Regions from separate parts of the Homo sapiens genome. Here all the other regions are linked to region 1. Evidence: read pairs that join two places in POLR2A ChIA-PET (ENCODE). Cell type or tissue: HepG2. All regions are shown on one strand. Region 1 holds the start of SNORA116 (small nucleolar RNA, H/ACA box 116). Region 2 has its middle 23 kb from the start of TMEM181. Region 3 has its middle 70 kb from the start of GTF2H5.

Evidence for each region. ChIA-PET counts read pairs that join two places held together with the same protein. Peaks named below come from ENCODE experiments on the same cell type or tissue, not always from the same donor. Only the 100,000 strongest peaks of a DNase experiment are listed, where the experiment ranks them.
Region 2: POLR2A ChIA-PET joins it to region 1 with 6 read pairs; 2 of 35 experiments call an interaction of 5 or more read pairs at or near these places.
Region 3: POLR2A ChIA-PET joins it to region 1 with 5 read pairs; 7 of 35 experiments call an interaction of 5 or more read pairs at or near these places.

The regions. Positions count from the first base shown.
Region 1 is chr6:158,321,241-158,325,240 of GRCh38, reverse strand. All of the region lies in intron 1 of TULP4 (TUB like protein 4), which reads right to left. It overlaps SNORA116 (small nucleolar RNA, H/ACA box 116), which reads right to left and starts at 2,259; the gene lies at 2,113-2,259. RefSeq lists an enhancer at 1,831-1,900. In HepG2, no CTCF peak of the experiment used is centred here; DNase peaks (open chromatin) are centred at 1,800 and 2,290.
Region 2 is chr6:158,534,685-158,538,684 of GRCh38, reverse strand. It overlaps a transcript of TMEM181 not described here. Among named protein-coding and RNA genes, the nearest start is that of TMEM181, 23 kb to the left of the region's middle. RefSeq lists an enhancer at 1,314-1,608. In HepG2, no CTCF peak of the experiment used is centred here; DNase peaks (open chromatin) are centred at 1,534 and 2,424; H3K4me3 peaks cover 1,926 bases.
Region 3 is chr6:158,236,564-158,240,563 of GRCh38, reverse strand. It overlaps a transcript of TULP4 not described here and the pseudogene SRP72P2. Among named protein-coding and RNA genes, the nearest start is that of GTF2H5, 70 kb to the right of the region's middle. In HepG2, no CTCF peak of the experiment used is centred here; no DNase peak of the experiment used is centred here; H3K4me3 peaks cover 458 bases.

The sequences.
Region 1 (4,000 bases):
CTATTATTTCCATAATTGATTAAGCATAGCCAGTGCTGTCAACTGTCAGTTATCCACATTGGTGAAAAAATGCACTGAATTGAATGGTAATTTTTACACTCACATTTGATTTTTTGACAATTCTATTTGAATATGAGAGTCTTCTTATGGTCTTGGAATACGGCCCAAACCAAAAGCACTGTCTTCTTTCATGCCACAAACATTTATTACTATTGTTTATAATCATGACTATGTATGTCTGGTCCCACCTGTCGATCCCGCTTTGCTTTCCACTACTCTCCAACACTTCACCAAACTCTTCCATGTCCAAAACACACACATACCACAGTCATTCATAACTCTGTTTAAGGGTGCCTCTTCCCTTCACCTTTTTGAAGCAGTGTCTTATAGATAGAAAAACACACAGACACAAATTCAAATCTCAGATCTGCCATCATCTGGCTCTGCAACCTCAGACAATTTCATTAACATCTCAGAACCTCAGGTTCCCCAACTGTACAGCAAGGATATTAATACAAAGCTGTAGAGAGATGTTATGAGGGCTACACTAAATAATGGACATAGCACACACACACAAATTACAGGAATATATATGGCAATTGTCATCAGCAAAGACAACATTATATCCATGCAAACAATATCCACCCTCTGACACACGATAGACGATCCATCTGGGCAGGAACAGTGCCTTTTTCACCACTGTAGAGCCAAAGCCCAACAGAGTCTAGCCTAGAGCGAGCTCTCAAATGTTTACGGAACCGAAATGAACATTAAGGTCCAGCTCACTCCCTGACTCTGCAGGAAGCTTCCCTGACCACACTGGTCCACAGTGCTTCATCCTCTGACCTACTATAGCACTCTGCAGTACATCAGAACAGTACAACATCTGCCACCCATTTCTTCAGACTTGGTCTAAAAAAAGAAGACAGACTCACCAGGACAATGACGTTAATTATGGCTATAGTCAGGGAATGTAAGAATATTTTTTAAATACCTAGTTGACTTCATTCACACACTACTCCACCCTTCCAGTCCCACTATGCAGATCCTTTCTCTCAGTGTTCCCACTGAGGAAATCCTTCGTGATAAAGCTGGCAGATAAAAGCGGAACATCCATCAAATTCTAGTAAGTGCATTTTATCGGTTTAAATTCCTTTCCAGGGTAAAAAACTAGGTAAGTTTCCACTATTCATTTCGCTCAATACAGTAAATTTACCTGCAAAAAGTACAGTTAAGTCCTCACTTAACTTCAAGGATAGGTTCTTAGAAGCTGAACTTTAAGCAAAAATGACCTGCATATGAAAACAATTTTACCTTAAGCTAACTGATATAAACAAGAAAAAAGATCCTACGTATATACTACATACTAAGTGTTGTTTCACCTAAAGCTGCAGTTTCCAAGAACTTAACAATATTGAGGACTTACTGTATAGAAAAGTCTGAGGGGTTGTGGTTTTGCAATTCATATCTCTTAACATTATATGGTTTTGAAACCTGCCATGCAGATCACTGAATCCACAAACATTCAACCATGATGTAGCCCTGAGCTTCTCAGTCCCTATTACCAGCTACAGATGATCCCAAGGAGGGCTTTTCTCCACCAACTATGCCCTCTCTGTATTCAATGCACCTCCGGGAGTGGGGCAGCCCTCCTGTAATGGAATACCTAAAGGTACTACCTAGGAAGGAAACAAGGTAGATGTGGTCACCTAGCATGCTACAATATGCTCACATGAACAGAAACGTTGCTTTACCAGAAGAGTTGCATAAAATGAGTCATTAATGCTGAGTCACTAATAAATTATCTCTAACTCAGGTCATGAACACATGATTATGTAACTTTTCAAACGACTACAACCACATGCTGAATACATTAAGCACAGAAACAGTCATATCTGAGCACCTGCATAAGTCAAATTATTAAGGCAGCACCCTAGTTTAACCATCTGCCATGGAAACTAATAAAAAGTGTAGCATGCTCAGATGGATAAAATCCCCATTACAAACCACAAACATTTCACAGTATAGTCAAAAGGCGCACAGAACATCACTGCCTGTCCAACAAGGGCAATTTTGTTCCAGGGCAGGAAAAAATGCATAGGTCCTTGTCCTTGTCAGCCAGGTTCCAACAGCATCTGACAAGGTGAGTACAGTCACATGCTTAGGTTGGGGCTGGGGAACGAAGTGTCCTTCATCTCTCTCAGAAATGCCTCTCTAAAGCCAGAATGTGGCTTAATCTTCTTGCACCACTGAGAAAAGCACGCGCTAAACGTGCTAAATCCTAAGTATTTCTCAAGGCCCTGCTCAAAGATCATCTTCACCACACAATCTCTAGGAAGCCTCATTCTTCATTCTTTGAACAATTGAAAGCTTGCTTTCTCTTCCTAATGGAAATGCAAATAGAGGAAGGCGAAGTCCACGTTTCACCCTCATGCTAGACTGTAGATTCCATGAGGTATAAGCTGGGACTTCTCTTGCCCCCCGACAGTGGCAAATACACGCAGCACCTGGCACACAACAGAGATGCAGTAAATACCTGCTAAAAATTAATGCATGTGTTTTCAAATCTAAACTGAGGAACAAAAATCAACAAACACTGTTTCTAACCTCATGAGTCAGAACAGTAACTGAATTTCCAGGTACTAAGTGGTATTGTAAGGACTGGAAAGTAATATACTTAAGTATATTACTTTAAGTACAAAGGGTATAGAGTACTTTACTATTTCATCACTTATATACCATTTTCACAGCCCTTCCAAAAACATATTATCTCAGGTTCTACAACTCTGATAGAAGAGAATTATTATTTTCAACTTACTACTGACTTGAGTAAACTAATGAATGACTTGGACAGGTAAAGCTAGAACTTCTTGGAATCAAGATATGGAAAAACAGAAACAGAAAGGAAAAAAGAACAGGCCATCACTAAAGGAAATAAAACAGCCCTCCATTATATCCACCATTATAATACCTTAGTTGGTCACAAATCTACTAAAAGTCACTTTCTATGTAGAATTTATGAGAGATAAAAGAGCTGCAGTGAGTTTTTGCTGGCTTTAATCCAAAATGAGTCAACTTTTCCCACTAAAACTGTTGTACAGATTAAGTACTTTAAATACTGTATAAATGTTTCAAAATAAAATGGTTTTCTAACCTCTCTGAATGTTGAGAAAGTTGGTCATCACTATGCACAGTGAGGTGGACACAGAACCTGGCTTGCCAGTCCCCAGTGGCTCTGGGCCTTCTTCAGGAGAGGGTGAATCAGACAATGGTACTAGGAGGGTCTTTCAACTGCAAGGGAGACCATTCTTACAATCTAGAAATTCCCATCCTTTTTGGAATTAAGATGTGTCATACAATGTTTTTAGGAAAAAGAAAAGTACTTTAGAAGTAAATTTTTATAATATTTTTAAAACACTTAAAAAACTTAACATAGATTGTTGAGTCCTCCACAATAGAAAAATAGTAGAGTTTAAGTCAAGAGATTCATGAGGAGGTTTATGCTAGGCATGGTGGTGAAGTGAGCACGTTTCAGATATTATCTGGAAGTCAGATACAGTGGGAGGTCTTGCTAATAACAAGACTTGGGGACAAGGGAAGCGCAGGGAGATTCCTGAGTTGAGAGCTGAACTGACTGGCTGGTCTTGGGCCATCTACTAAAATGGGGAAACAGTGCATGGAACTGATCTGAGGTTCAAGGGGCGGGGGGAAATGAGTTCTGTCTGGGTGACCGATAGTCTGCGAGGCCTGACTGGTGTCCACTTTTGTATCTCATATATCAAGTTGGAGAATGAAGTCTGGAACTAGAAGGAGATGGCAGACAGAGAGAGGTATCTGGAGTCATAGCATGTAGGGAGATTTAAAGCCAACATAGAGAGGAAATACAGAAAAATATGCATGCCTGGTGCCCGTTAACATTTAAAGATGAGGCAAAAAAAAGGCAGAGCCAGCAAAGAAAGGCGGAAAGCAGAGGCCAGAACAGTAACAGGAAAACCAGGAG
Region 2 (4,000 bases), 210 kb before region 1:
AGAGACCCTGTCTTGCTCACCGCTGTATTCACAACGCCTAGAACAACAGCAGGAACATAAAAAATGCTCAGTAACTACCAGGTGAATACATTGGTCAGTGAATAAAGATGGAGATTAACCACTGGGGTGTGTTCTCTTCTCGACTATTTGCACTGCGATCATTCCACTTTCACTAGCTGTGTTGCCAAAGAAATATTCCCAAGAAAAGAAAATACAGGAAAAAAAAAAAAGGCCAGGCATGGTGGCTCACGCCTGTCATCTCAGTACTTTGGGAGGCCAAGGTGGGAGCATCACTTGAGCCCAGGAGTTTGAGACCAGCCTGGGCAAGACAGGGAAATTCCATCTCTAAACAAAATATAAAAATCAGGTGATGGGGCACAGGCCTGTGGTCCCAGCTACTCAGGAGGCTGAGGTAGAAGGATTGCTTGGTTGAGCCAGGGAAGTGGAGGATGCAGTGAGCCAAGATTGCACCACTGCACTCCAGCCTGGGCGACAGGGCAAGACCCTGTCTCAATAAATAAATAAATAGGAAAAAAAAAAACAGAGTAGGGGGCGGGGGACGGGGGACTAGCAGAAAAGGAGATTGGAAATAATCTTATTTAACAAGTATGATATGAAACTGTGGATTCTTTTCCCATACCCTCAGGTCTTCCAGGAGGCTGCATTAGACAGATTTCCAGGCTCGCCCCAAAGCTACATCACATGATTTTTTACATTTGTTTAAAATGGGCTTTTTCACTCAGTAACCATGACCACGGTCCCGCTGCGTTGCTGATTAGCCCGTGGGAAGGCATTAGGTTTTTTAACAGATGTGAGGATAAGTGTGACACGCCTTTTTCTGAGCAGGTACCTATGATGAGTACAGGATAGGTCTTAGAAAAATGACCACCCGTTCCCCATAGCAGTGCGACACCCTCGCCATCCTTAGCACAGAGTGAGTAAATCATGATTAAACCTCAGCTTTCTGAGACCTTCTGGTTCAGACTTCCCATTTAACAGATGGGGAAGGTTGAGGTGGGGGGGTGAGGGAGCTTTCTACCGACTCGCGATAGGGTCCTGTCCCGACACCGCCAAGCCTTTGGGTAAATCGGCCATTGGCGGTGAACAGACTTTCCTTCCCCTCCGAACTGCAGAGCGCAGAGAGGAAGGGGGCGGGGGCCGGCGCCAGGGTCTGCAGTCCCCACCGCTCTCCCCTAGGCCGCTGAAGAGGGAGACAGAGATGAACGCAAACAAGTTCCACACAGCCGCTCCCAGGCGCCGTGTCCCCGCATGGCGCCCCGCCGCGTCTTCCCCGCCGCGCCCATCCGCCCCCAGCCCTTGGCGGCGCCCCCGCCTCCGAGGCGTCCTGCAAAGCCTAGGGCGCTCAGAGCTGCGGCCAAGACCCTCCTCCCGACGCCGCAGCGCGCGCGGTCGCCTCCCCAGACTGCGCCGCGTGAGGCCCGAGCGGGGGCGGCGAGGCGGGCGCGGGGGGAGAACGACGCGGGGCGCAGGGAGGAGCCACAACCCGCAGCTCCTTTCCGGGGAGGCGGGAGCCTCGGCTTGGGTTTCAGCTGAACGGAAATCGGCCCTTCGCCCGGGGGCGCCGGGCTGCCCTGAATCCAGGAACCTGCCCGCCGCTGCCAGTATCCCTGCTCCCCGTCCCCTTCCTGGTCCCTCCCAGATCCCCGCCCCGACCCCGTCCCCATCCGTAGGCTCCGCGCCCGGCCGGCGGAGGCGGCCGTCGGCGGGACCAGGCCAAGGCCGGGGCGCGCCGGGGTCCCGGAGGGGACTGCGGCCCGGAAGCCTCCGGCCGCCCCGCCGCTGCCCGCGCCGCGCCCACCTGTAGTAGCGGTCATCCTTGAAGGGCGTGAGGTCCTCCTTGAGCTCGCGGTACGCTTCCCGCAGCCGCCGGCACAGGTGCTTGAGCTCGCTGCAGAGCGGGGGCTCAAAGGCAGGGTACTCGGCGTCCATGCCGCGCAGCCTCCCGGGTCCCGGTCCCGCCGCTCCACCCTTTGTGTCGCCGCCTGCGCCCCCTCTCTTCTCCCAGCACTGGGGATCGGGCTGCTGGCGCGCTGGGCGGGACCGAGGAGGAGGAGCAGGTGCGGGGGAGGTGGTGAGGGGGCGCGCAGGACTCGGACCCAGTGCGCTCAGGGCTCCGCCGCGAGCACGCGAGGAGCTGGACACGGCGCGGGTGGGGGCTGGGGGACCCGGCCCCCCGCCCCGTGAAGAGGCCTGAGTGGGGGAGGGAGCCGCGCCCATCCGCCTCCGCGCCCATCCGCCGCCGCCCCGGGAGAGGCAGAAGGCGGGGGAGGAAGTGCAACACAAGGTCGTCTGCCGCCCAGGACAAAAATCTCAGTGCCGCCCTCGCCATTGGCAGCGCTGGGAAGGGAAGACACTGGAGGTGGGAGCACGAAGGAAAATGGTGCTTGGGGGCGGACCGAAGGCCCTTTCCTGCTGGGGAGGTCAAAGGCTGAAGCCGGCTACCGCGTTCAGCACCGCGGACAGCTCCCGCGGGCGACTTCTGGCTTCTTGGGCTCCACTTGGCCGAATGCAGAAACATTTAAAACTAAGCCCATTAGGGTTATAGTCATAATAAATATTATTTTTAAATGAAGTGTGTCCAAGTGAGGTGCTTCTTCCCACATGTACTAAAACCACCAAAAAAAGTCTAGGCAGAGGAGTTTCTCACCTTCTACAAGCTCAACACTAGTGTGCAAACTATAGTTAACCAGTTAACACGTCTTCTACGGAATGGCTTCTCCAAAGCGTGGTGTGATCTCCTCTTGTGAATTTTTCCAATAATAGGTGGAAAAACAGTCTTTCCAGACGATGTTAGTGCATTTCCAACTGAACCCAGGGCAGGTTTCCACGCAAGGTTGATCCTGCCTGCACTGGGGGAAACCTCTTACTTTTAGGGACAAAACCTACACAATTGAACCTAAATAATTGTGGAATATCGATCCCAGGAATCTGTATTTGTCCAAACTCCACAGGCAAGTCTAATGACCACTCAGGTGCCAGTGGTCTCAGCATTCCCATGTTTCCTGCTGTCTGTGCCTACTCTGTCACTCCACCCACTCTTCCTTGCTCTGTATTTTTATTCCCTCCCTTTACATTTTGGAACAGCTTTTGTATGCTAGCCAGGCTCCCTATCAGGGCTTGCACATCTTCCCATAACTGCTGATCATCTTGCATTGCGCACAGTTAGGTTTTAGCCTTAATTCATTAACATGAGCATTTGTGTTTAATCATCTCAGTATTTTTTTTTTTTGAGACGGAGTCTCGCTCTGTCGCCCAGGTCGGACTGCGGACTGCAGTGGCGCAATCTCGGCTCACTGCAAGCTCCGCTTCCCGGGTTCACGCCATTCTCCTGCCTCAGCCTCCCGAGTAGCTGGGACTACAGGCGCCCGCCACCGTGCCCGGCTAATTTTTTGTATTTTTAGTAGAGACGGGGTTTCACCTTGTTAGCCAGGATGGTCTCGATCTCCTGACCTCATGATCCACCCGCCTCGGCCTCCCAAAGTGCTGGGATTACAGGCGTGAGCCACCGCGCCCGGCCTCAGTATTTTTTTTTTAAAGAGCTCAGGTTTGGTAATATTCAAAATATAGTGCATCAAGAGCCGCACTAAGAAGAACTTCAGAGAACACACATGCAGATTTGTTTTCTGAAATGAGAGAGACTGTGAGTTCAGCATGTGCCATATTTTAAACATTGTATCATTGGCTACAGAGAGCTTATTTTTAGGAGGTATATAGGCCAATCTCCAAGATACATCAAAACACTTAAAAATCCTCTACGGAGCCTTCCTTAGCTTCTCAAGCCTAGTTTTTTTTCCTCCCTCTTTGAAGTACAGTAGCCCCTCGAGGATAATACACATCTGGCTCCAGCACTGTGAGGTACTAATCTATTTTGTCAGCTCTTTTACTACAAATCACTAGAAATTCGAGATAAAACACACACACACGGCCGGGAACGGTGGCTCATGCCTGTAATCCCAGCACTTTGGGAGGCCGAGGCAGG
Region 3 (4,000 bases), 85 kb after region 1:
CCCGGCCAGCCGCCCCCGTCCGGGAGGGAGGTGGGGGGGTCAGCCCCCCGCCCGGCCAGCCGCCCTGTCCGGGAGGGAGGTGGGGGGGTCAGCCTTCCGCCCAGCCAGCCGCCCCGTCTGGGAGGTGAGGGGCGCCTCTGCCCGGCCGCCCCTACTGGGAAGTGAGGAGCCCCTCTGCCCGGCCAGCCGCCCGGTCCGGGAGGGAGGTGGGGGAGTCAGCCCCCCGCCCGGCCAGCCGCCCCGTCCGGGAGGTGAGGGGCGCCTCTGCCCGGCCACCCCTACTGGGAAGTGAGGAGCCCCTCTGCCCGGCCAGCCGCCCCGTCCGGGAGGGAGGTGGGGGGGTCAGCCCCCCGCCCGGCCAGCCGCCCTGTCCGGGAGGGAGGTGGGGGGGACAGCCCTCCGCCCGGCCAGCCGCCCCGTCTGGGAGGTGAGGGGCGCCTCTGCCCGGCCGCCCCTACTGGGAAGTGAGGAGCCCCTCTGCCCGGCCAGCCGCCCCGTCCGGGAGGGAGGTGGGGGGGTCAGCCCCCCGCCCGGCCAGCCGCCCCGTCCGGGAGGGAGGTGGGGGGGTCAGCCCCCCGCCCAGCCAGCCGCCCCGTCCGGGAGGGAGGTGGGGGGGGTCAGCCCCCCTGCCCGGCCAGCCGCCCCGTCCGGGAGGTGAGGGGCGCCTCTGCCCGGCCGCCCCTACTGGGAAGTGAGGAGCCCCTCTGCCCGGCCAGCCGCCCCGTCCGGGAGGGAGGTGGGGGGGTCAGCCCCCCGCCCGGCCAGCCGCCCTGTCCGGGAGGGAGGTGGGGGGGTCAGCCCTCCGCCCGGCCAGCCGCCCCGTCTGGGAGGTGAGGGGCGCCTCTGCCCGGCCGCCCCTACTGGGAAGTGAGGAGCCCCTCTGCCCGGCCAGCCGCCCGGTCCGGGAGGGAGGTGGGGGGGTCAGCCCCCCACCCGGCCAGCCGCCCCGTCCGGGAGGGAGGTGGGGGGGGTCAGCCCCCCTGCCCGGCCAGCCGCCCCGTCCGGGAGGTGAGGGGCGCCTCTGCCCGGCTGCCCTTACTGGGAAGTGAGGAGCCCCTCTGCCCGGCCAGCCTCCCCGTCCGGGAGGGAGGTGGGGGGGTCAGCCCCCCACCCGGCCAGCCGCCCCGTCCGGGAGGGAGGTGGGGGGGTCAGCCCCCCGCCCGGCCAGCCGCCCCGTCCGGGAGGGAGGTGGGGGGTGTCAGCCCCCCTGCCCGGCCAGCCGCCCCGTCCGGGAGGTGAGGGGCGCCTCTGCCCGGCCGCCCCTACTGGGAAGTGAGGAGCCCCTCTGCCCGGCCAGCCGCCCGGTCCGGGAGGGAGGTGGGGGGGTCAGCCCCCCGCCCGGCCAGCCGTCCCGTCCGGGAGGGAGGTGGGGGGGGTCAGCCCCCCGCCCGGCCAGCCGCCTCGTCCGGGAGGTGAGGGGCGCCTCTGCCCGGCCGCCCCTACTGGGAAGTGAGGAGCCCCTCTGCCCGGCCAGCCGCCCCGTCCGGGAGGGAGGTGGGGGGGTCAGCCCCCCGCCCGGCCAGCCGCCTCGTCCGGGAGGTGAGGGGCGCCTCTGCCCGGCCACCCCTACTGGGAAGTGAGGAGCCCCTCTGCCCGGCCACCACCCCGTCTGGGAGGTGTGCCCAACAGCTCATTGAGAACGGGCCAGGATGACAATGGCGGCTTTGTGGAATAGAAAGGCGGGAAAGGTGGGGAAAAGATTGAGAAATCGGATGGTTGCCGTGTCTGTGTAGAAAGAAGTAGACATGGGAGACTTTTCATTTTGTTCTGCACTAAGAAAAATTCTTCTGCCTTGGGATCCTGTTGATCTGTGACCTTACCCCCAACCCTGTGCTCTCTGAAACATGTGCTGTGTCCACTCAGGGTTAAATGGATTAAGGGCGGTGCAAGATGTGCTTTGTTAAACAGATGCTTGAAGGCAGCATGCTCCTTAAGAGTCATCACCAATCCCTAATCTCAAGTAATCAGGGACACAAACACTGCGGAAGGCCGCAGGGTCCTCTGCCTAGGAAAACCAGAGACCTTTGTTCACTTGTTTATCTGCTGACCTTCCCTCCACTATTGTCCCATGACCCTGCCAAATCCCCCTCTGTGAGAAACACCCAAGAATTATCAATAAAAAAATAAATTTAAAAAAAAAAAAAAAAACAATTTAACAAGGCATTACTTGCTATGTACACAAACCAGGCCGAACAATGCCTCAAAATATCTGCCAGTTTACATTCCCAAAGTCCCGAGCATCTCTCACCTATGTTAACCCAAGGTGCCCAGCTCTGCGTGAAAAGCAGCACACAAAAGCAATAGAGCTGCTTCAGGAATTTTCAGATCAGCATCAAGAAAATGCAATTGAAATTAAGCTGACCATGGCACAGTTGAAAATTTCTCAAGAGAATATTTCTTAGCATGTCTAATATTGAGAAGCAGAGAGGAGTTAAAGCAGAAACCAGGCATGGTGTCTGCATTAGTGACCATGTGTAGCCATGAAGAAGATTTAATAGTACCACTGATGTCTTCACACAAGCTATCTGGTGGTATCAAAACCATCAGCTCAAATCTCCTGCTCATTTGTCCTTGATAAAAGAAGCTGCAAACTTCAAGCTCAAATATGGGCGGGAGGAGGCAATTAGTGACCTAGAACAGCTATGGAAACAAAATCCAAAAGATATTCATACCCTGGCACAGTTTATTTCTGCTTACTCACTTGCAGATCCAGAGAAAGGCACAGCTCTTAGTAAACATTTGCCATCATCAGATAGTATGTCTCTAAAAGTAGATGTTGAGGCTCTTGAAAATTCTCCTGGTGCTACATACATTTGGAAGGGTGGAAAAGTTACTAGAGATAGTCAACCAAAGGAACAAGGAAAGGGAGATTTGAAAAAGAAAAAGAAGGGAAAATTGCCTAAGAATTATGACCCAAAACTTACCCCAGATCCAGAAAGATGGCTGCCAATGCAAGAATGTTCTTTCTACCAGGGAAGAAAGAAGGGTAAAAAGAAGGATCAGATGGGAAAAGGGACCCAGGGAGCAACTGCAGGAGCTTCATCTGAACTGGATGCCAGAAAAACTGTGAGTAGCCCACCCACCTCCCCAAGACCTGGCAGTGCAGCGACACTATCTGCCTCTACAAGTAACATCATACCCCCAAGACACCAGAGACCTGCAGGGGCTCCAGCAACAAAAAAGAAACAGCAACAGAAAAAGAAGAAAGGTGGAAAAGGTGGCTGGTGATGAGAATATTCTTGTTGAAGGCTGTTTTTAAACTAGTCTCGGTAACATTAGGAATATAATAAAGGTAATACAGCAAGAAGCACAGAACTGCTCCCTCTTCATCTCCATATTTTCATAAATAATTCCTTGTGTTTCAAATGGAAAACATCTTCCTCAAAGTCTGCCTAGTGAGATATGGCCTACTGGTTGCCTCATAGCTTTGTACAGATTATGAGGACTGAAAATATGGCCGGGCACGGTGGCTCACACCTGTAATCCCAGCACTTTGGGAGGCTGAGGTGGGCAGATCACAAGGTCTGGAGTTTGAGACCAGCCTGGCCAACACAGTGAAACCCTGTCTCTACTAAACATACAAAAATTAGCTGGGTGTGGTGGCACGCACCTGTAGTCCCAGCTACTCGGGTGGCTGAGGCAGAATCGCTTGAAACTGGGAGGCGGAGGTTGCAGTGAGCCGAGATGGGGCCACTGCACTCCAGCCTGGGTGACAGAGCAAGACCCTATCTCAAAAAAAAAAAAAAAAAAAAAAAAAAAAAAAAAAAAGAAAAGAATTGGGCATTTACCCATCTTGGTATCTGTTGTATCCTTTATCTGTGTGTGCTGATTTGATCTTTTTTCAGCTTCACAAACCTTATCTAAGGTTTTCCAGGATTTAAACAGAAACTACTTCTACTATTTCAGCTAGAGTCTGAAGACACTTCTTTCTGTTCAAGTTCCACTTTAAATTATGGAGGCCTTAGGTGACTGAAAGTGGAATCTTCTGAGCATTCCAAAA